Linked DNA regions of Homo sapiens: all the other regions are linked to region 3. A link is a loop called in an ENCODE intact Hi-C map of the cell type or tissue named here. Cell type or tissue: OCI-LY7. All regions are shown on one strand. Region 1 overlaps FGF12 (fibroblast growth factor 12). Region 2 overlaps FGF12 (fibroblast growth factor 12). Region 3 has its middle 110 kb from the start of FGF12-AS1.

Region 1 (8,000 bases), 310 kb before region 3:
CCAGAGTCAGTGCTGGGTGCAACCGTTTTCTGCTGGGCACTGTTGGTCACCAGATGCTACAAGAACCAAGGGATAGAGAAGCCTTCGTCTGTAGGAATGGGGCGTTGGAGAAACTGCATTCTAGAGGGGTCCAATGCTTAAGAATGCATAAGCCCTGCAGGAAGTGAGCCCTGGCAGGTGCACAGGAGCTTACCCGACAGCAGGGTGCTGTGGAACCTGGGATGCATGGTGTCCACATTGGGAGATCCATGGCAAGATGATCACTGAGCTGAAACTGGGGACGCAAGCTTACCAAGGGGCTTCACATTCTGGGTCTGTGAGCACCACAATTTGTGAGTATTCCCCTCACAAATTAGCTGCTGACGGCCATCCAAAACAAATAACAAGAAAATCAATATAGAAGTAAACTGGAAGCAGGGAGAGAAACCACTTCCTCCAGCACCCTCTAGTGACAAAGCTTAATATTGTGTTTGCTGCAAAGAACAGAGACTTAAAGGGTTCAAGGCCATTGTTGCCAAGTAGGTAATGAAGGATGGATTTGAACTGAGACACAATAAATTGATAACTTGCATAGAGGAAGGGACAGATCCCCGCAGGTATCGGAAGGACTGAATGAGATTTGATTTTAAAAGCCTTTGTGTACACTAAAACAGAATACAAAAATATACTGTTGCTATAGTTATGATTCACTGTAATTAAACATGATACTGACATAAATGTACAGTGCCAGAGTTGGATCAGACTGATTCTGCTGCAGCAAGTCTGCTGTTCTTGTTTTTAGGGAATTTATTTTAAGATTATATTTGGGAAATATTGCACCTGAATTTAAACTTATTTGGGTCTTCTAAGCTAAACTGTATGGCATATTGGTGGCCATTCATCAGTATAAAAAATAATATTTATTGAAATCTAATGATATGCCAGAATACATTTACTCATGCTGATATTTATATTACTGGCCCTGTTTTTAAAATGAGGAGCTGAGGTAAAGTAGTTTTCTAAGACCATACAGAAGGAAATAATCCAGGAATCAGTTCCAGGTTTTTCAGATTCTACAACCTGTGCCTCTAACTTAGAATTGAAGCATAGTATCACTCAAGCCTAGTATACTGTCAAAGTGCCGTCACTTGGGCAAAATGCATATTTGCTTTGGACCTTTCATGTCTCTGTCCTGCTTACAGTTCTGGTATATTGTTACCCCTCCCTCCCAATTTTCAGGGGGATGTTTTTCTTTTATATTTAGTTGCTTTTCAATAACTCACACATTTGACACTAGGAGTAAATAATAGATAAGCAGAAATTGATTTAGAGTTGGTTGTCTAGCTCTAACATCAGAAAATGAATTTTTTGCAGAGTGCAGAACAACTAAGGCATGTTCAAAAGAAAACAGTTTTCCACATCCTTGGTAGATTTCTGCAGCTCATTTCATTAAGAGGTGTTTTATGCTAACAGTATGACTAGACTGAAGCATGGCTAATAACAGGAACTGAATTTAATAGCTGCAAGGTAGAAATAACCCAAGTGTCCTTCCGTGGCTTGGATGGAGTGTAGTACATATAAATGTGTGCTTATATGTGTATGTGTATACACACATATATATATGAAAATACTTTGAAGAAATGAAAATGAATAAACTACTTATACAAAAGCTTGGATGAATTTCAAAGACATAACATTGGGCGAAAGAAGTCAGGCAAAAAGGGCTGTGAAGTTCAGAAACTGGCGAAACGAATTTATGGTGCTAAAAGTCAGAATGATAATTACCTTTGGGGGTATTGCCTGAGAAGGGACATATAGGAGACTTTGGGATGCTGCTGTGTCAAATACTTGATCTGCGTGGTAGCTATGTAAGAGTAGACATTTGTCAGTTTCATAGAGAAAAGATTTGTGTGCTTGATCTATGTAATATTTTCAATAAAACATTTATGGGTAAAACTTAAGTTTTTAAAAATGGGAAAATGATAAGTATACTGTGTAATGGTAAAATGATTTAATGTTAAGTAGTCATTACGTAAGTTTACTAAAAAATTTTACGTGATGAGAAAAGAGTGCTTAGGTTACAGCGTTGAGAGGAAACAGATTAGAGTCCAAGTCTGAATGCACTGTATTATTGCCACTATGTAAACCAAATGTCTAGAAAATTTGTAGAAAAAAATGCATCAAATGTTAGCAGTACTACAGAAATGGGTGATTTTTCTTTTTACTTCACTAAGTTTTTTCAGATTTCCTGCAATAAACGTATAAACACTTTTAATAATCAGCTGTACTAATTATTGAAAAAAAATGAGTATTTGGAGAGCGTCTTCATCTTTAAAGACCCCAATGTTTCCCATTACCTAATGCTCAAGTACTCTAGAAAATGGCACCAATCTGAGTCTGTATCCTGGATTCTCCCTCCTTCTACAAATATTCCCTGTGCCTTGAGCAAATTGGGTTTTCTCTTTTGTTGTTGTTAATTCATTAAACAGTTTTCAAGCATCGGTTATCAGCCAAGCACTCTAGGAACACAGCAACAAATGAGTGGCTGTGATTTCCTTTCCCTTGATTACTATTTCCTCTACTGGGGAAGACAATAAATAAGCGATTGTCTTAAAGACTGATTAGGTTGAAGATGGGAAAAAATTAAGAGTATTAGGAAAGTTTATCTACAAGGGAGATCACATCCAATCTAAAGGTGCAGTATTATTGCTGCTAAAGTTTTGTTTAAGCAAAGACTAAAAAGATGAATAGAAATCTGCCAAATGTAAAAGGACAGGACACGTGATGGTGGACGGGAGTGAGAACGAAGGATTAGGGATCTCAGGAAGACTGAGGAATTGTTGGGAAGTGGTGGAAGAAAATACTGTAGGACAGGAGGGAGGTGAGTCAGAGTTGGATGTTTCAGATGAAGATTTCAGAGGTGGTGTATGTCCATGTTTGCCTTGGATGCGAGTTGTGAGGCAGGATGGAGGAAAATATTATTCAAGGTGAGGATGCCGGTGGTCTGACGGCTGGTGCTGGATGCGTTACACATGTAGATGCTGACCTCACTGGAAAGACAATGGAGAGGAGTAGAAAGGAAAGACCATCTCTGTTTGCTGACTACTGTCAGACTATGCATCTTTAAAGACCCACGGGAAGCAGAACTTCTACGAGGCCATCTGTGAATTGCCCAATTTGATACATGTTGTCATTCTTTTAATTCCATAGCATCTAATGGTTCATTGCATAACTTGGTGCTCAACGAGCATTTGCTTAATTTAATGCTTCCGTGATACATCACTGTTAGAAACGGATGTGTTGAGCTAAATGAACTGTGTGTTTAACCTGCATCTATTGTTATGTTCCAACAGTTCAGGCAAACTGAATTGCCGATTCTGAAAGCAGTTTTGTTGAGAGAATACCAATCTATGTTTTTCACTTGGTATACAGCCATATAGTTTAGAAAGAATTTCCCTGTATTTGTGCTAAAAGGGTAAAACTATAGCTTTTTAAGTAGTCACTTAATGTTTATATTTCTGTTCAGTGTCTGGGTATAGTCTCACTTTTCTGTAGATAAACTTGCAACTTCAAATGACAGGCATGAATTCGAGACAGATGTCTCCCATGTCTGGAATCAAGACAAATTATATCACTTGGCTGTCACAAAGAATGCCTCTTTTGACGTTATGGAGCAATTTGTTTAATGACACAATTGCTAGGCTGTGGAACAGATGACTGTCTCCTTTGTTGCTTAGAATTCCTGGGGCACTGCAGAGAGCCAAGCAGTTGCAAAATGATTGGTGTGTCTGGATAACTCTGCAGTCACGGTGCCTGAGTGGCAGAGGAGAGGAACAACTCTGTTCTACTGGTGGCAGCTGTTCTGCCACTTTAGGGAAGGTGGGAGGTTTGTTTTCTGGTGGCCGTGCTGCCAATCTTTTTGCTTGGCTAATTATTTGAATCCATAGGATTCCAAGAGCAAACTCATAAGAGTTTGGGATGAACTCTTTAAACCTTGCCACGTGCAAAACGCTGCTGCATGTATTCTGAAAGCCCATGGAAAGAGAAGCGTGAGAGACCCCCACCTTTCAGAATTTCTAGGTGAAGATATGGATCTCTGATGAGCTAAAATAGGAAGGTGGAGTAAAACGACCCCTGGATAAGGATGTTCTTGGGGTGAAGGACTCAGGAAAAGGCATCTGTTTGAATTTTCTAGAATAAATTGGGAAAGCTTTCTAGATGAGATGCTCTAGGAAGCTGGGCTATAAAAAACTAGTAATAGTGTAATTTGCAAGAACAATGGCAATTCTATTCCTAAATTGCTTAATTCCTGGATTCAATGAAGAAAGCAGTGGGGTCTCTAACTGGAGCGCACAGTGTGCAAGAGAATCAACTAGATGCTAACCTCAAATGCCCCTTCCTGGGATTCAGCCCCAGAAATTCTAATTCAGTTGATGTTGGGTAGGGCCTAAGAAGCTGCACTTACAACAAAAAAGTATAGGTTATTTCAATGCAAATGTCTATAAATCACACTCCTCTGTGAATTGCTGGTGTTAAATATGAAAAGGTAACTTGTTTTTGCAAAATGGATGGTAGTTTCAAAGATAGAAGAGATTCTTCAGGAAAGATTTAATGGAAGAGTAGTAATTAGTGCTCTGCTTTAAAGCATGGTGGAATTTACTGCCCAGATACTATGTAAATTTTAACTTGAATGCAATCTGCATAATTAGTGCTCTTTTTTCTTTCTTTAAATTTCTGTTACAAATCTTTTATTTAAAGAAGCGAAGCTACTGTTGTCCTTCACCTTAAATTTTACCTGAGGACGGATTCACCGTACAGATATTTCTCCTGCTACTCAGAGAATCCCTAAGATAGAGAATTCATGAATTCAGGCTTCGCTTCACTGACTGGAAGGTGTTCAAGCCATTTAAAAATACAATTCTCTTAAACGTGTTTTGAGAGCTAAGCCGAAACACAGTCTAATTCGCAGAGGGAAGCAATTTCCCTCATGTCCACGAGGTGGCGCTCGCCCACCACTCCTGGCCTCCTGTGCGTAGCAAGCAGGGCTGTGATGGTGTCTAGAAGCTGAGAGAATCTGGGGAGATCCTGTCAGCATTATGGCATAGGCTTGTTTGAATTATTCTTAGAACATAGAATGACAATATACTCTGCTTTTTTCCCCACTGGTTCCAGTCTTGTCTAATGCTGAAGGTCACATTATCTTGTTCCAGAAGCAATGTTAGGATCAATTGGCTAACTAGAAGAAACAAAGACAGTTTCACAGAAAGGCAAGATAAAAAAAAAGACAAAAGGAACAAACAAAGAGGGCTGAGTCAAAAGCATGGAATCCTTCTAATAAACCTACTGAATGGGAAATGTTGGAAGGTGTGAAGAGAGAAGGAAATTGTGGCGGATGATGAATTCAGGTTTGAAAAAAAGTGAGCTCAAATCTTTCTTCTCCTTTTTTCAAGGTCAGCTGTCAAGGTCAGACCGGAGAGAACTGGAGGGGATATGGGTGATGTCACACACTGTGGCAGGCTGGGCGTTGGTTTTAGGGCTTGGCTACGGAACTCAAGGCGGCCAGACTGATGGTCATTTTCCTATTTCTTCCTCACAATCAACTCGTTAAAGTCCATGCAAATGTCTGTGGTTTGGTGAAGAATTATTACTTTATTATGGCACTATAGGGACTTCCGGAACTCTGAGAATCCATGGTCCTGAGTTGAGAGGAGGTCTGTAAGTCCTGGATAAGCCCAGTGCCTGACATTGGGCCAGCATTGCACCTTGCAGCGCCAGTGCTTCTCAGCCACTCTGTTTGAGCTCTCTTGTTGCTACCTGCCCCACCTGCTATTCTCCTGGTTCCCATAAGCTACAGAACCTTGTGTGTGCATCATGGAGCAGAACTTGACCATGATGGGGAATTTCCATCCTGGCTTATTTTGTGTGAAGCAAATAAATAATTGTGAAAAGGGTAAAGCAAAGTCCAAATGAAAATGCAGATTTTGCTGAGCTGGAAATCATCTTTAAATTTTTTTGCTTGTTTTCATAACTTATAAGGTATATTGAGAGACATTTTGAACTCAGGTCTTAACCGAAATGTTATTTTAAATATTGAGCCAAAACAAAATTATTAGCTGTAAGTTTTGAAGCAGAATGCTGATTATGTTGCAACTGCTTTTCAAAATCTTCAATGGCCTGAAAGATACAGTTAAATACTAACCTAGGTATTCAAAGCTCTCCAACAACCTTTCCAGCCCTACTTATTACTACTGTCCTGCAATACTTAAGTTATTTATATTTTTATAAAATATCTATCTTCTATATTATTATCCACATTTAAAATCTGTATGTAAGAGCAGAAAAGAATATTCCATTCTATCACAACTCAGTTGTGGATATAGGAGCTACAGTGACACAATTGTACAAAGCAGTGAAAACCTCACTTAAGGTTATCTCTGAATACTATGATGTTTACGTATTTTCCAAAGAGGATGGATATGCTTGAAAATGTCTGAATTTCTCTGTGTTGTATCAACTGAAATCCAGTCTTCCCAAATAAAACTCCTTCTTTCAGCTTAATCAAAGATCTTGTTAATAAAGATGGAAGACACGGCCGGGCACGGTGACTCACGCCTGTAATCTCAGCACTTTAGGAGGTTGAGGCAAAGTGGATCATGAGGTCAGGAGTTCAAGACCAGCCTGGCCAAGATGGTGAAACCCCGTCTCTACTAAAAATACAAAAAATTAGCCGGGCATGGTGGCAGGCACCTGTAATCCCAGCTACTAGGGAGGCTGAGGCAGGAGAATCGCTTGAACTCGGAGGGCGGAGGTTGCAGTGAGCCGAGACTGCGCCACTGCACTCCATCCTGGGTGACAGAATGAGACTCTGTCTCAAAAAAAAAAAAAAAAAGATAGAATACATGTGGCTCCCATTTCTCTATCTGAAAACAATAACAGGTTCTTTAGCTAGGGCTCATCTCAGTTACCAGGCAGCATTATTTTGGTACCATCTGAATAAAAGAATTCATGTAAATACTGAGATTTTGGGTTTACTGAAGGTTAATTCAGAATTGATTACATACACCAGTGTGATGATATTCACATTTCTTTATCATCTTCTCTCCAAAGAAAAACATGTGTGTAATCTTGACTTCTTTTCTCTGTCCCAGATAGACAGTACATCTGTAACTTGTTTGGGCATCTTCAGATTCTTTTCCCTCTGGCACCTAAAACTTATAGAATCCAACTAGACTCACCAACATCTTAGTCTGTCTTGAGTCTATTATCTTTTCTTTTATAATATTGCTGATTTCACTTAATTGTCTCATGCATTTATTCAATTAATAATCAGTAGATGTCCATACTGTGCCAAGCCCAGTGCTATACTGGAAGCAGCTTTCATCCACAAACCATTGTTTTTCACTATATAGTCAGTGCGCAATGCAGTGTAGTAAACACTGGATATATATCAGCCCAATGAATGCACAGACATACAGAGGTGAACAAGAGACATGTGTTCCCTGCCCACTGAGCTTGAATACAAGGGTCATGTCACAGACTTCTTTGAATCATTCACCTCTGGCAGTTTATTTTGCACTACAGGTCCTCTGTCCTCTGTCTCTAGTTGGTCGTCCTGTGGGCAAAAGAAAGTCTCACTCAACAATGCTCTAATTTTGATCTATATAGTTACTGTAAATCAAAATTAGGCTTCTAAAATGTATGTACAATTGTTGGCATTAAAGTGAGTCAGCAGCAATAGCAGTTTTATTATTGTCGTTCTAAGGGAAACTTAAGCTATAATGAGTTCATCTAACCTAGAGAGTAAAATTCTGGTACAAGTATGGACCTTGGGATTACAAACAGGAAAATTCTGTAATGGATGAAATTGTTCACTGGGAAACCAGGCCAGTCTTTGAGAGGTAATTGGTACCTTTCCGTATCTGCTCACAAGATTCTGGCCTTAGAATTGCTAAGGACTCACTTGTTAAACAATTGTGTTTCCTAAAGTGGAATTTCTCTTGCTATCTCTTGGACAAGAAGAA
Region 2 (8,000 bases), 81 kb before region 3:
AGCAAAGTGAAGAAGGAGGAGTCTTAAAATTAATTCCTGTGAGGAAAGAATAATAAAAAGCTGGACGTTAGATGAGACTTTTAGGGAAACTAGAAAGTTGTTTTTATGTCATTGAAGAATTATATCAAAGAAATGGCTTTGTTTTATATGTCTACCACCAGTAAAAGATTGGCAGAATTTCTTCTACAGGGGAAAAAGGTTTTGGAGGAAATAAGAGAGAGCAGTCTAATCTGTACAGAGATGGCTCTGAGCTATTTGGAGAGACAATGAGAACTTCCTAACAGAAGACCTGCTAGGAGATAATAGGTACAGAGTCGGCAGGAGTGTTGTGGAGAAGCTGTCAGCCTTAAAGTAGTATTGAATTTATGGCTTTTTGGCCTTTAAGACCCATATAACCATTAGCCAAGCACTTACATTTGGGCCCAATGCTACAGATAATGTGTAGTAAGTAAAAATCTTAACTGAAGAAGCACCATTGCTCCAATGAATAATTGCCATGTGAGGTCCATCAATTATAGTGCTAAGGTTTAGCAACCAGCAGTAGTGGTGTGAGGGTAAGAAAGACTTCTTTAAATTGCTGGGTGATGAGTACCAAGTATTTCTCCTCTCTCCCTTCTTCATTGGCTCAGAAAAACAGACTCTGAGACAGAGATTAGTGCAGAGTCTAATGGGCAGGTGGGGGTTATTTGAGAATGAAAATGATATCAACACCTTCGAGGGAAAGCCAGGAAAGGGAAGACAAGGAAACAGGATTCAGCAGAGGGAATTGTGAGTAAGGATGAAGCTTTGATGGGAGAACACAGCCATTCACTCCTGTAGAGAGTTCGGGAAGAGCCGATGACAACGTAAGCATCCTCTGATTTAGGCTGAAGAGGATTGGCCCCTATACCTCCATGTCGATTAGTCATTGTAAGGCAGCTCTCTTAAGCAGATCTGGGGGGAGCTGAAAGCATGAAGAATTTCTTCCAGCAGTTCTCCCAGCAGCTGTGGAATAAATTCATTCCTAAGGAGGCAACTGGGTTACATGTGAGAGTACCTAAAACAATTGTTTTCATGTAACTACATTTAAGTTGACAAATATTATTCTTTACATAATGCAAGTTCCTAAAATCATTCTTCTCCAAACATTCTTATGTGATCAAAGATGTGTGTGCTATTTAGCTTCATCCTAATGTTGATATTTAAGACAGCTGTTGGCCTTGGACTAACAATGCTTATGAGTTGGCATTTTTAACAACTTTTAACATGTCAATTACCAATTTGCCTTCTCCATGCTTATTTCTGCTCGTGGGTAAGTTGCTTCATCATAACAACTGAAACTATGTGGAACACAGGAAAATGTGACTGATCTGGAAGCCAGTTTGTAGTTAGAGCTCCTTTTTTCTACTGTAACACACATATAGACCTATTTGGAGCATCTGATGATGGTGACCTATGTGTCACTTGTCTCTTCTCATTCCACATCTTCTGTTAGCAAAAATATTTGACAGTACCATTACCTCCCCCAGGAGAACATTTGCAAATAAAAAAGTAAAACACACCAAGATTCATGGAAGAAATGTTACTGTGCTTACTCAGAGATTCACTGTTATTATTTCTAGCTTTGGTTCTGGGTTCTCTCATTTATTAAACATGAAATATTGAGAAAATATCTTGCCTTTTCTGGCTCTGAATTTCCTAAGCAGTAAAATGAGTATAACACTGATCTCACGTGGTTATTGTGAAGAATAAACAAAAATGAATTAGTAAATGTAAAACGTGACACACAATCATATAGTTTCTTGGTAAATGTTACAGTTCCCGTCTCTGTCGAAGGAAAAGCATCTTCTAGATTGAGAAATGACCTAATTCAGTTTGGCATTCTAGTAACGAGCGTTATAATATTTGTAAATTACATGGACACACAGGGAGAAAAGTAACAGTTTTTTAAAAAAAAGCCCCTCCCTTTTCTTGACTTGGGTCTTTCATGCCCTGGTACTCCAGGAAGTTCCCCAACCCTGGAATCAGAGCTCACTCACAGTCAAATGCCCACAGCTTCCACAACGGTCAGTGAAACTGAAAGCTGCATTGGAATAAATGGGCCACGAAGATCCAATCTATTGAGAGTCACCACAGCTACATGAAATAAGGAACAATTTGGCTGAATCACAGGCCTGTGAGTAGTGTGAGCTGTGTTCAATCTATCTGTTGAGCCACGGAGAGAGACAGTTCTTATGGTTCTTCAACTCTCTGGAGGATAAACTCCTATAGTGATAGAAACTGTAACTTCCTGAAATGAGGCAGTTAAAATGAAGTAAAATGAGAGCTAGACTGGATCTAAGACTTAGTCTTGCCCCTTCTAAGCTGGGCGATCTCAGATAAGTCACTTGACTTATTTGAAAACTGTATCATCATCACTATAGTGGAAAAATAATACTTACTCTGGAAATGGCTGTGCGAATGAAATGAGATGCATATTTATAAATGAGAAAATAAAATGATATGAGCATTTATCAATTTAAAGAGCTTAATTCATGTCTGGAAATAGTGTTATTGGATTTAGAGTTTCAAACAAGTAGAAGGTGTTCCCTCTTAAAAGGGTAATTCCTATTCTGATTCATCCAGAGCTCCCTACTGACTACAAAAGCAGCTTCCAAAAAAAAGGGAAAAAAAAAAGAATTGGAGACGCTTTCAGATAACCAAGACTTAGAAATAGGCAGATGCTCTCCTTCGCCTTCAGCTGCTCTGGCGCTCGCTTGCTGGGACAATTGTGCTTACAAGGGGGAAGGAAGAGTGACAGCACACAGCGTTTTCTTGCCCAGAAGCGTAAGCACGTTCTGTGAGGAACCTTCTTGTGCAGAACTGTAGACATTGATAAAGATTGGCACATCATAACCTGACAAGTTTTGCTGCAGGAAGAACATGGGACAAAGACCATTGGTACCATTGCACTTCTGGGACTGGCACGAGACAGATAGCTCTGACAAGAGCAGCTGCCACTCCAGACAGGGTGTTTGATTTTTGTGTGTTTCTCTTTATTGTATTACACATCACTGATGCTAACGAGATTGTCTCCACCAAAGCTCAAGGACCAGCTTTTGAAATTATCAACAGAAATTACCAAGTTATCTTTTTATTTCTTTTTTTAACCCCCCCCCCATTTTTGTGAATTTTAATGTTGAGAAGAAAATATGAGAGATTCTCAGTCTCCAGGATGCCACAAAATGAGGCACATTATTTATGACTGTTAAATGACAAATCCTGAAACTGCTTTGAGTCCAGGCAGGATAAAAGGTTTATATTAAATGTGACCTTTGAGTTTAATGGTATCTAGCAGAAACCTTCATTTTGACTGTGCAAATTGTGCTATAAGTTATTAGCCCAGTTTACTGCATTTTCACACAGTGGAGTATAGGGGGCAGACAGACAGCAGCAAATATATATGTATTTCTTTTCACCTACCATCTTCTAAATAACAAGTTATTTAAACTTAACCATTCTTCTCCCCACACCGTTTTACATAACACATTTAATACATTTTTTTTTCCTGAAACTAACTGCCTGAACTAAATCAGAGTTGACGTTTTATGGGAAATCTCTTCCCTACACTGTCCTCAGTTTTCATAGCTGCAAAATGACAGTGTTCGTATTCATTATCAATATATTTGTTTCTAGCTTTAAATCTTCACTATATAACCTTCCTGTTTTTATTGTCTATGAAAGAATAACTGTTAATCATGGCAACAACTCAGCGGTTTGCAGCCAGATAAGTGATTGGAAGAGCAATCAACTTCTCAGAGATTTCAGTATTTAAAGGTAGGCCCTGCTGTGCACGTCTGTATAAGTGACAGTGTTGCAACACAGAGAGGATGCATTTGAAAAAGAAGTTAGGCAAAACAGAAGTTAAATTGCAAATACATGTTGTTCAAGTTGCACAATGGGCTATTTGGGAGAACGCTATAGGCTGTTTAACATTCCTGTGTTTAATGTGGGAGAGACTTCACTTTGTAGCAAGAGTCTAAACTTTCGTGTTTTCCTATTTCTTCTAAAATATGCAATTATGTAGGATTTATTATGTTATTTGAAAGGGAAAGCTATTTTGTATTATGTCTTTTTTAAAGCATTTAAAAATGACCATGCAGCAGATCTAATACCTTCTTTAAAATGTATTGTTAAAATAACAATATTTTACAATATTTTTATGTTTACAAAAAATAAAGGCCAGTCACGGTGGCTCACACCTGTAATCCCAGCACTTTGGGAGGTTGAGGCAGGTGGGTCACCTGAGGTCAGGGGTTCATGACCAGCCTGGCCAACATGATGAAACCCCGTCTCTACTAAAAATACAAAAATTTAGCTAGGCGTGGTGGGGGGCACCTGTAATCCCAGCTACACGGTAGGCTGAGGCAGGAGAACTGCTTGAACCTGGGAGGCGGAGCTTGCAGTGAGCCGAGATTGCGCCGCTGCACTCCAGCCTCGGCCACAAGAGCGAGGGTCCGTCTCAAAAAAATAAACAAATAAATCACAATATTGTGGTATCACACACTAAACCGCCATTGATTTTTTCATGTCCAGGATTGATCTTCTCTTCTACTATGCTCCATCCAAAGTGTTCTCCTTTGTCGTTAATGGCAACTCTACCCTTTTAGTTGCTTAAAAACCACCACAACTCTCAAAAGCATCCTGGATTCTTCTCTTCTTTTATATCCCACATATAATATTTGAACATTGTCATGGCTCTGTTTTTTCAATTATATGCATAATCTGACCATTTCTCACCTTGTCCAGAGTGCCCCTCAAATCCAAGCTTTCAGTCCTTCTCCTCTGGAATACTGTAATATCCTCCTTAGTGGTGGGAATCCACCATTGCACCCTTGGAGCCTAATCCAAACAACAGGAAGAGTATCCTTTCGAGATATGAGACATTATGTCATACCTCTGCTTTAAACCTTGCAATCTCTCCTGTTTTCACAATGGCTTACAGGATCTAACCCATCAATACATCTCTGACTTCTCTCCTGTTGTTCTTCTCGTTGCCTCCAGCCACCCTGGCCTCATCACTGTCTTTGGTCTCATCTACCTTGATGAATTTATGAACTTCTTAAAATTGCCACATTCTTTCTCACAACACCTTACCCCCATTTATATTCTAATAGCACTCATTTCCTCCAATATAATATTTATTACATGACTGTCTCTCTCTTCTACTCTCGTTAGAATATAAGCTCCGCGATGGTAAAGACTTTTATCTCTATTCCTTGCTATATCCGATATGTAGAAATTTAATTTAATTCTATGACAAATACCGAGGTCAAACAGAAGTGCTGCAATTGTCATTTATGTTCAAGTTCATAAAATCCTAGGTTACTGTGTAACTTTCTATTCTTCCATCTCTTTTCTGTGTACTCTATGTTGACTTTCCTAGAATTTTATTAAACTAGTTATACCCTTCTTAGAGCTCCAGCCAAAGCCCCATATATTACCAGGTCTGTCCACCTTTGTGGGGACATGAACTACTCTTGGCTCTGTGTGAGCTCCAAGAATTATCTGGCTTTTTTCTTGTGTATTTTTTTTCTCCCATAGCCTTGGGTAGTTTCCTCTCACACATATGCAGGTCAGTATTCGTCTAAATTACTGACTTCTTTTAATCTGATACACTGACACCCAACTTCTAGCCACCTTGCCTCCCCTGGCTCCCTGAAATCCAGTTTCTGTTTCCTCAGCTCAGTGAATCTCCTTGGCTGTTTGTGTTCTTTCTTTCTGTGCCGCTGTCTAGACATTTCCTTCTGGGGCAATGCTCACTATGTTTTTTTCTCTCAAGGATCACAGTTGTACACTGCATGTTTCCCAACATCTGAAAATCATTGTTTCATATATGGTATAATTTTTGGTTGTTTAAAGTGGGAAGTTAAATCTAGTCACTGTTACTGCACCATGGCAAAAACAGAAGCCCAGTGAAAAACTATGAAAGCTATTTTTTTTATCTTTAATCAAAGGAGCACGTAAGTGAGTCAGGTAGTGAATGGTATACAACATGTGACTAATGTTCACGTGTAGAACCTGCAAGTTATCAATAGGAAAGCAATACATTTTAAGTCAAGAACGTTTGGTTTCTGGCTGTACCAACTGCTGTTGTTTGACCTGAGGCAGATAGCTCAACCTTAATTTCATCATCTGTTTGTATGGGAAATGGAAGTCCTTCTGCTTTATTACAGAGTTACTTCAAAGATTAAATGTGGTCACAGATATAAAAATTCCTATCTCTAAAATCCTGTATCCTATCTCTAAAATCCTGTACTGATGTGAGGGGATATTCTTATTTGCATCATCATTATTTGTGAAGCTAGAAAATTCAGAATGACAAAACACTTCACCTTAATTCATCTTGTGCATGTTTATCCTGATAATTTATGTAGACAAGAATACATTCTCTTTTGATATAACCTGTGTCAGCTAAGATTAATTTTCACTTTAAACAAACTAAAAGTGGTTTAAACAAGGCAGAAGCTTGTTCTATTATAAAAAGGGATCTGAATGTCTACAGTCCATAGCTAGCACAGGATTCCCAGAGGACACTAGGAACCCAGCTTTCTATTTTTCTGTTTTCCCATCCTCATTGATAATTTTCATCACCTCTTGATTCAAGATGGCTGCTGGAATTCTAGCCATTACATCCACATTTCATGATGATGATGAAAATGATGATGATGGTGGTGGTGGTAGTGGCAATAGCTGGAAGAAGTAGGGGAGAAAATGTTTTCCTCTAAGCCAAATCAACTCATTTAAATCAGCTTTTCTGAAAGTCCCATAATATATATTCATTTATATCATATTAGCCTTAATTTAGTCAGATGACTACATATAGCTACAAGGAAGAATGGTAAATATTGTCTAACTTTTTAAGTAATGTAGCCAAGTATAAAAACGTGTGTTGTTATCAAACACATTAGAAAAGAATGAATACTGAAAGACAGTTGTCAGTTTCTGCCACATGCTTTTATCAACAAGGAATTCTCTGAACTAGTTCAACTGAAGGTACTACAAGGAACACTAATACTACACTTTATGCCGAGTGAGACACTTATAGACAGTAGCTAAGTTAGATACCTCTCACGTGGCAACTGAGAAGCATTTGGCTCAAATTGAAATTTGTCTATTTTGAAAAAGTAAATTCACTACAAAGGAGTTGCTCCCAGTAAAGATAGGTCAAAGAATGCTCTGAAAGCATTCCTCAAAGAGGGTTCCCAACAGTGTTTTTTGTTTTAAAATTGAAATTATTCTACATTTATTTGCATTCTGGAAGTGACTCCGTTGATATTAATAATGTATTCTCGTGAAATATCTATTCACAAGAAAATTCAATATAATGAGATTAAAATAGTTTTTCTTTTATAATTTGGTGTATATATATAAAATATCCAAATTACAACATGTTCTTTAATTTATGTAGCAAAGGACATAGTTCATCTGATGAGAAACTGTGGACAGAGAGAAGCACTTAACATAAAACTATGTATGAGATTCAGGCTTAAAGACAATAGAGGTTCTTATTCAGTGGCTAAACAGCTGTATTTCTAGCTATTTCTATTAATCTGACTACTCATATTGTCACACTCCCTACAGTGTTTTGAGTTATGGTGGCTGAAATTTGTGAAATGCATTCTATGGAATATCGTAACAGACATTCTTCTTATTCTAGTTTCTATAAATCACATCGAAGTGCTTTTATAAATCAAATTTCCTTTTTCATTGAAAAATGATAACTTCAAACATTTTATTTTCATCCATGAAGATTTTTAATAAGAACACTTGAAAGTACATCTTTAGGATTTTCTTGACTTTCTCCGCCTCTATCAAGTAGCTAATGAGCTGTAAAGGGATGCCTAAATGCACTAAGAAACTTGCTATTTAGAGGAACTCTGGGATCCTAAAATGAATCCTTTTATGAAGCAGAGAATGTTTCTGCAGTGGAAATAATTACCCTGTAATTTATCTGGCCCTAAGTAGGATTTTCCTCTGCT
Region 3 (8,000 bases):
CCTCAACTGCATATTAGAATTACCTGACAACTTCTAAAAAATATACTGAGGCTTAGGCCCCACCCCTAGAAATCCTGATGAAATCAGTTTGGAGTAAAGGCAGGTGATTCTTTCTTGCAGATTTGAGAATCACTCCACTGAATGAACCCTTAATAAACCGTAGTTAACATTTATTAAGTGCCTAGTCAAGGCTGGTTGAAGTCAACTTTCCAGAGAAATTTTAAGTTGTAAATGTGCATGAGAGTTATGAGTAGAAGACTCTCTTATGACAAGGTTTAGACAATTTTAATAGCAGGGGATATTAGATGCTAAGTTTCTGCAATGTCCCTGCCATATTTCAGCATCATGCCTAATCTCCTAGAGGTGTTGTAGTGATATATTTAAAGATTTCTTGATACGGAGCTGGGCCTTGTATTAAGATGTTGCCCAAATATTCAGAGTTGATTCAAGGACAACTTCTTCTGTCTGAATCCAGAGAGATACTTGTTTAAGCAATCGCGTTATGTGAGTGCTTACTTTATGAACAAAATATTTGGATCTGAATTAGGTTAATAAATGTGGCCACCGTCTTGAAATGGTAGCCCCCCAAATTATTAACAGCATATATTTAAAATCTGGACCTTTACAAAAATAAAGTTATATTTTTTGCTTCTGCTGTAATGGTTCACAATGCTACTTTATTTAGTAGTGAGAATATGTTAAGACAGACTTCTCTGTCACTTGGAAAGGAGTTCACTTTCCCCTGACAATATAGTCCTGGCTAAGAATGTCTCTTAGCTCATGAGTAGTCAGATTTATTCTCTTGCATCTGAGCACCCATTCTCAGGACAAAATTAAATTACAATAGCTTTTTTCACACTTTTACTCAGAGCACACTGTCTCCTGCAACCAAAACTGTCACACTTGTGTTTTATTTCTTTTTCTTCGCCCAGCACTACACTCTAAAAACAAAGAGGTAACATATGACTCTTCCTCAATTACATGTACACTGACTGAACCCATTATAAGGAAGAAAACAGAAATCTGTGTCTCCTCCAGAAAGCTAGAAAGCTAGGTAATTCAATAGTGCGTGTTTCTGTATTTTACTATTTAAGTCCATGTACCCTATATTTCTCTAGTCCTTGCCCTTATTCTTTCCAGCAGACACACAACTTGTCTCATAAAATTCCTCGACTTGCTCCAACAATAAGGGAGGGGAAGTCAGAAATTCACCATAGGTTACTCTGAGTTTCACTGCTTAGAACCTGCTGAATGCAAGCAGCATATATCAAAAGAAGATACCTGGTTACCAGGTCACTTTCTCTGCCTTTGTCAGAATGTATGCAACTCTCCTCATGAAAAACCTAGAGAAATTTGCCTCACACTTCCTTTTTTTCCCAAGAAGCATGCTGGAAATTGGGTCAGATCTAGTATTGTGGTCAATTTTATGCGTCAACATGACTGTGCCACAGGGTTCCCAAATAGAAACATTCTTTCTGTGTGTGTCTGTGAGGATGTTTCCAGATGAGATTAACGTCTGAGTTAGCAGTGTCGGTAAAGTAGACTGTCTTCTTCAACGTGGGTGTCCATCATCCAATCTGTTGAAAGCTTGAATAGGACAGAAAAGTGGAGGAAGGAGGAATTTACCCCTTTTGGCTTCCTGCCTATCTCCTTGAGCTGGGACACAGGTATTCTCTTCCCCTAACTGGGATTTGCACCATCAGCTCTCTGGTCATTGAACTTGGGTTAGAATTACACCACCGGTTTTCCTGGATCTCTAGACGGCAGATGGCAGATCATGACACTTTTCAGCCCCCCACAATTGTATGAGCCAATTCCTCATAATAAATCTCCCCTCTCCTCCGTGTGTGTGTGTGTGTGTGTGTGCGTGTGTGCATGTGTGTATCCTATTAGTTCTATTTCTTTGAAGAATCCTGACTAATATACCCAGTATGACCCCTATGGGGTTGATGCCACTTTAGCCATTATTGACTACCTCCCTATATGATGATGGGCTTTTTCAATGGCTTTCCTAGTAACATACTCCTCTGGCACAGGGTCAGGACCCTCCTGACATTTAACTCTGAATTCAGTCCTGAAACAATGCAATCTAGCTGTTCCCACTTCCTTATTCTTTATCCCAGCAATACCCTAGAGGGCTGGGACAAGGTCTTTTGTGAAGTAGTAGGAAGCAATATCTAAGAATTTAGAAAAACTGTCCTCTAAATCTGGTTGCTGTAGGATCTTGAACAATTTATTTCTCCTCTAAATCTCTGTTTCCTCATTGTAAGACAAAGACAGTTTTCAAAGCAGGGATTAATTTGATTGTCTAATATTCCTTATCCACCCTAAAAATCTGTGTCTTTTAATAGATGTGATTTGACCATTTGCATTTGATGTAATTCTTGATATGTTTGGATTTAGGTTTACTGTTTTATTATTTGTTTTCTGTTAGTTATTTCTGTTTTTTCATTTCTCTGTTTCCTGACTTCTTTTTTGTTATTTCACGAAGGATTACAATATATGTATTTAACTTTTTACAGTCTACTTAGAATTAATATTTTACCACTTTTGGCTGAATGTAGAAAGCTTACTACCATTTGGATCACTTTAGCTTCCTATTTATGTCATGATTATATACATACATTGAAATCTCATTTGACAATGTTGTAATTTCTGCTTTCAACTCCCACACACTATTTAGGGAAAAAATCTATTATACTTACCCAAACATTTGCCATTTTCATTGTTGCTTCTTTGTATTTATTTATTTATTTTTTTAAACACAAAGTCTCGCTCTGCTCTGTTGCACTGCAGTGGCACATTCTCGGCTCACTGCAACCTCTGCCTACCAGGTTCAAGTGATTCTTGTGCCTCAGCCTTCTGAGTAGTTTGGATTACAGGTGCATGCCACCACGCTTGGCTAATTTTTGTATTTTTAGTAGAGGCGGGGTTTCACCATTTGGCCAGGCTGGTCTTGAACTCCTGACCTCAAGTGATCTGCCTGCCTCAGCCTCCCAAAGTGCTGGGATTACAGGTGTGAGCCATTGTGTCCAGCCTCCTTCATTGTTAATGTTCCATGTTTCCTTCTTATATTAATTCCCTTCATCCTAAAATCCTAAAGAGCTTTTTTTTTTTTTCACAATGCCTTTAGATCAGGTCTGCAAGGCAATAAATGCCCTTAGTTTTTCTTCTTCTCAAAGTGTTTTTATTTCACCTTCATTCCCGAGGGATACGTTCATTGGGTATAGAATTCTGAGTTGAAAGTTATTTTCTTTCAACACTTCCTTCTGAGCTATGTCACTGTTCTTCTATTGATAACGAATCTTTTTTTTCTGGGTGGCTTCTGGGCTTTTTTCTTTGTCTTTAATTTTTAGCAGTTTGATTACAGTGCTTCTGGGTGTGGATTTGTTTGCTTTTATCCTGTTTGGCATTCACTGAGCTTTTTGAATCTTTATGTCCAGTTCTCTTGCCAATTTGGGGACATTTTTATCGATTACTTCTTTAACTTTTTTCTGCACTGCACTTTTTCTTCTATCCTTCTGGGACTCAAATAACAAAAACACTAGTTTTTTTGTTATTTCCCCACAGATGTCTAATGTTCTGTTAAACTTTTCATTTTTTAAGAAAACTTTCTATGGTTCTGATTAAATCATTTTTATTGATTTTTCTTCAAGTTCATTGATTCTTTCCTCTGTCATCTCTATTCTGCTACTGAGCCTGTCAAAGGAGGGTTTTAAATTTTGTTTTGTTTGTTTCTTGTTTTGAGGGGGAAGTTATTACTGTTGTTGTTATTTTTATAATTCTAAAATCTTCATTTGGTACTTCTTGACAGCTTCCATTTATTTTGTGTACTTTCTATTTTTCCTTTGGTTTCAAGAATCAGATAATTCCAACATCTTTGTTACTTCATATTTATATCTGTTGATTGTCTTTCCCCATGAAAGTTGAGATTTTCCTGATAGTTTACATACCAAAATTTTTTTCATTGTATCCTGGACATTTTGAATATTATGTTATGTTATGAGACTCTGGGACTTCTTTAAATCCTATGGAGAATGTTGACATTTTCGTTTAGTAAGAGTCAGCCTGGTTAGGTTCACTCTTAAGTTCGAATCTGCCTCTCCTGTGTGCTGTGGTTGCAATGCTAGCATAGTCTTCAAAGCATTCGCAGTACTATTTGGATCAGTCCAGTTCATGTGCCACCTAGTGGCCAGTCTCAGACATTGGGCAGTGGTGTATCTTCAGTTCTATCTTTTGTACACTAAATAACATCAGATCCACATGTGCAAGCTTGGGAACGAGTCCAAAATTTATAAACAATTATTTGGAATTGATTTCCTGAGTTTTCCTTTTTCTCCATAACTTTCATACTTTCTGGTTCCTTGGGGTCCTTCTATATCAAGGAAGCCAGGGTTTTAGTTATCCCACTCTGAGGTGCACTTCTGGTGTGCCCACATCCAGGTCCAAACAATGAAAGGACAATCCAGATGGACGACAGTGGTGGTCAGCCTCACTCTCTTGGAACCAAGGATCCTCTGCTGAAGATATGAGACAGGAGTCCCCTTTTATCCATGGTTTGGCTCTTGGCAGTTTCAGTTACCTGTGGCCAATCAAAGCCTGAAAATAGGTGTATACGTGACAACAGGATATACTGAGAAAGACAGAAAGAGACTACATTCACATAGCTTTTATTACAGCATATTGTTATAATTGTTCTGCTTTATTATCGTTATTGTTGTTAATCTCTTACTATGCCTAATTCATAAATTAAACTTTATTGTGGGGTTGTGTAAGAAAAAATACATGGGGTTTGGTACTATTGGTAGTTTCAGGCATGCGTTGGTGGTCTTAGAACATATTCCCCACAGATAAGGGGGGACTACTCTAATAGAAACTTTCCCCACCTAGAATTTTGGCTCCACAGGATTGCATAGGAACTAGGCCATGGGAGAACAGAAAAAAGAAAGAAAAATAAAACAGGACATTTCCACACTCTTTCGGAATATTTTAAGTTCCCTTTCTTGCTTCTTGAGCCAGAACTAGGGAGAACTTCTTAGAAGAAGCCAGAGTTAGGCTTCTCCCAAGCTCTCTCTGCCAACTCCTTTGTGATCACTGCTGTGTTGGTTGTGAGCATTAGAGGAAAAAAATGATAAATTCATCAGTATTTGAATTCTGGGCTTCTTCCCCAGTTTGCCTTCTATTTATCAGAGTCCTCAAAGAGCTGCTCTGTTGCATCTGTCTAGTCTTTATTCAGTGCAGAAGACTGAGTCACCAGTGTTTATTCCATCTTATCCAGACAGGACCCCTGATATTCTTTAAAACCCCCCAAATTTAATGACATTTATTTATATTTCAATTATTTTATCTAGTCAGTTTTCCTGAATGAAAATCTCCCCTTTTCCCCCTCAGAGTTCACTTAACAAATTAAAATATAAAACCTAGGATAAATGAACCTAATATATCAAATATTCCAATACGCTACCAATGCTGTGTGATGTGGGGGAAAAGTGAAATATCCCCATCTAATCCAGTTGACACCTGGATATATAAAATGTGATACAGTATAACTTTCAAATTATAGTTTTTGAAATAATATTTTAAAAAGTAAAGAAGATGTGAAAAACTAATTTAACCTTTCTGTTTAATCCACTGATTCATATTTAGAAATTTGGCCAAAAAATGGCCCTCATCATAGAGCCATCCTACAACTTTCGTTACAGCTTAGTGCTTCAAAGGAAATACAAAAGCTGGCTAACCATAGAAAATGCCTACACCAAAAACTGCTGACCCTTTTTTCCCCCAGCAACACCTACAGCATGACAGAGTAAATGGGGCACTGAGGGGAAAGTCCACAGTGACAGCTATTCATGGTCCATTTCCTCTGTAAATACATAAATGCACTTTACGCACGATTATGTCAGAGACACATTGACTACGAAGTCTGCAAAATTTATTAACAGAAGACTCAAAGAGATTGGGAAAAAAATATTACTTCTCTAATACCTACATAATAATCACCAGGTATAAAATGCCAACAAGAACATGTATACACTGTCTTATTTTGACAGATCCTCCAAAGAAAATATTTTATTATAATTGAGGTTCAGTTCCAAATTTTGGTTTTGTGAGACAGTTTTTAAATGTAGCTAAGGTTTTCTGGACTATATGTAGTCTTTTTTTCTTTTTTAAGAATAAATACAACTGATTTCGTTCCTCTCAGAAAGAATCATGTTACATTTGTACCTAGATGTAATTTGATTCTTCAACTTTTCACACTATTTTATTTCTTTGAGCACAGTCCCCTCTCTTGGACTGTAAGCATTTAAAGGCCTGAAATGAAGTCTGTTTAACTAGATTGGCACAAAACTGAATTTAATAAATTTTCATCAAATTGTTTCAAATATGAAAAAGATCAATCATAAAATTTCAGTAAAAGGTGATGGGATTTTTAAGCTAGTCACATCAAAGAAAAATATCCTGGCAAAACATATTTTAAAGAATACTCATGAAAAATTCATTTTCTGCAAAACGATTCTTGCAAATTAACTATACAGTATGTGACATTTACTGTACTACTGCTCGATTTTTTTCTTCCTTTATTCAAAGTGACTTTACTGGTAGAAAAATGTAAGCCAGTATTCTAAGTGGTGCGTGGGTGTGTGGGAGTCTTCTCTGAGCACATATCTTGTTAATATATAACGGAATATGTGCATATATTTTAACACCCACATAATTTTCTAAACTGCTCTGCTGAAGTCTATACAGCTTATTATCAAGTTAAATGGCTTTCTGCCTGGGACTCTAGTTGAAATCATCTCAAGGCTAAATGTCTCCTTCTGTTGGGTTCAGATTTAATAGGAAGAAAATTTTGGTTATCAAAACCTTCACTCTAGATAAATCTTCACCATTCTATGGTTTTTCAGGAAGCAAAGAATATAGAACAGTGTTGCCCAACAAATATGTATTGGGAGCCATGTATATGATTTAAACTTTTCTAGTAAGCACACTGAAAAGGTAAAAGAAATAGGCAAAATTAATTTTTATAATACAAGATATTTAAGCCAATATATCCAAAAATCATAATTTCAATCTGTAACCAATATACAATTGTTAATAAGAAATTTTGCACTTTCTTTTTTTTTTTTTTTTGGGGTGTGTGTGTCTCGCTCTGTCACCCAGGCTGGAGTGCAATGGCACGATCTCAGCTCACTGCGACCTGCACCTCCAGGATTCTAGTGATTCTCCTACCTCAGCCTCTCGAGTAGCTGGGATTACAGGCCCTCACAACCACACCAAGCTAATTTGTTTTGTATTTTTAGTAGAGACGGGGTTTCACCATGTTGGCCAGGCTGGTCTTGAACTCCTGACCTCAGGTGATCCACCAGCCTAGGCCTCCCAAAGTGCTAGGATTACAGGTGTGAGTCACCGCACCTGGCCTGCAGTCTTTTTTATACTATGGTTTCACAACCTGGTGTTTAGTTTTTTATTTACAGCACTTCTCAATTCAGACTAGCCACATTGAAAGAGCACAGTAGCCACATGTGGCTTATTGGAAGCACAGATTTAGAAAAAAACCCAAAATGAAAACACTGGAAGACACCAGTGAAGTACTCATCCAGCTGCTTATATAATATTTGAATATTACCTTAATTTCCATAAATACTTTTCTGTAATCCAAAATGCTTTCCAAGTCTCAGTACGCTACTTGGTTTGACACCACCTTCCTGCTTCTCTGAGCCTCCTGCAAACGCCACTCTCTTTGTTCTAGCCTTACGGCACACCTTTCCATTATTGAATCTCTACTTGGATGTTTCTACTCAGGTCTGCGGCATTCATTGTTTTCCTCTATACAGAATACAATTTATTTTTGCCATTCTCAATTTAAAAATTGTCACAGCTCCCTGGTTTTTTGATTAACCAACTCCTTTCAGGTTTGAAATTAAATTTATCTTTCTCAGGGAAGATGTCTCTGAGTCTCCAAGAGTTTTCTAAGAGCAGAGGCAGTCCATCATATGAAC

Evidence for each region. Hi-C counts contacts between places; a loop is a spot of excess contacts. Peaks named below come from ENCODE experiments on the same cell type or tissue, not always from the same donor. Only the 100,000 strongest peaks of a DNase experiment are listed, where the experiment ranks them.
Region 1: a loop joins it to region 3, with 6 times the contacts of the local background. A loop is called at or near these places in 61 of 110 quality-filtered maps.
Region 2: it touches region 3 in a loop (7-fold over the local background); 2 of 110 quality-filtered maps call a loop at or near these places.

The regions. Positions count from the first base shown.
Region 1 is chr3:192,441,677-192,449,676 of GRCh38, reverse strand. All of the region lies in intron 2 of FGF12 (fibroblast growth factor 12), which reads left to right. Among named protein-coding and RNA genes, the nearest start is that of FGF12-AS2, 69 kb to the left of the region's middle. In OCI-LY7, CTCF peaks have their summits at 446 (motif pointing left), 4,777 and 4,976 (motif pointing right); a DNase peak (open chromatin) is centred at 5,016.
Region 2 is chr3:192,207,925-192,215,924 of GRCh38, reverse strand. All of the region lies in intron 4 of FGF12 (fibroblast growth factor 12), which reads left to right. It overlaps LOC124906320 (a long non-coding RNA gene), which reads left to right. Exons shown (of 2, transcript XR_007096221.1): 2 at 1-8,000. Among named protein-coding and RNA genes, the nearest start is that of FGF12-AS1, 27 kb to the left of the region's middle. In OCI-LY7, CTCF peaks have their summits at 3,187 and 3,394; a DNase peak (open chromatin) is centred at 3,364.
Region 3 is chr3:192,126,908-192,134,907 of GRCh38, reverse strand. No RefSeq gene overlaps it. Among named protein-coding and RNA genes, the nearest start is that of FGF12-AS1, 110 kb to the left of the region's middle. In OCI-LY7, CTCF peaks have their summits at 3,989 and 4,188 (motif pointing left); DNase peaks (open chromatin) are centred at 2,817 and 4,167; H3K27ac peaks cover 1,886 bases.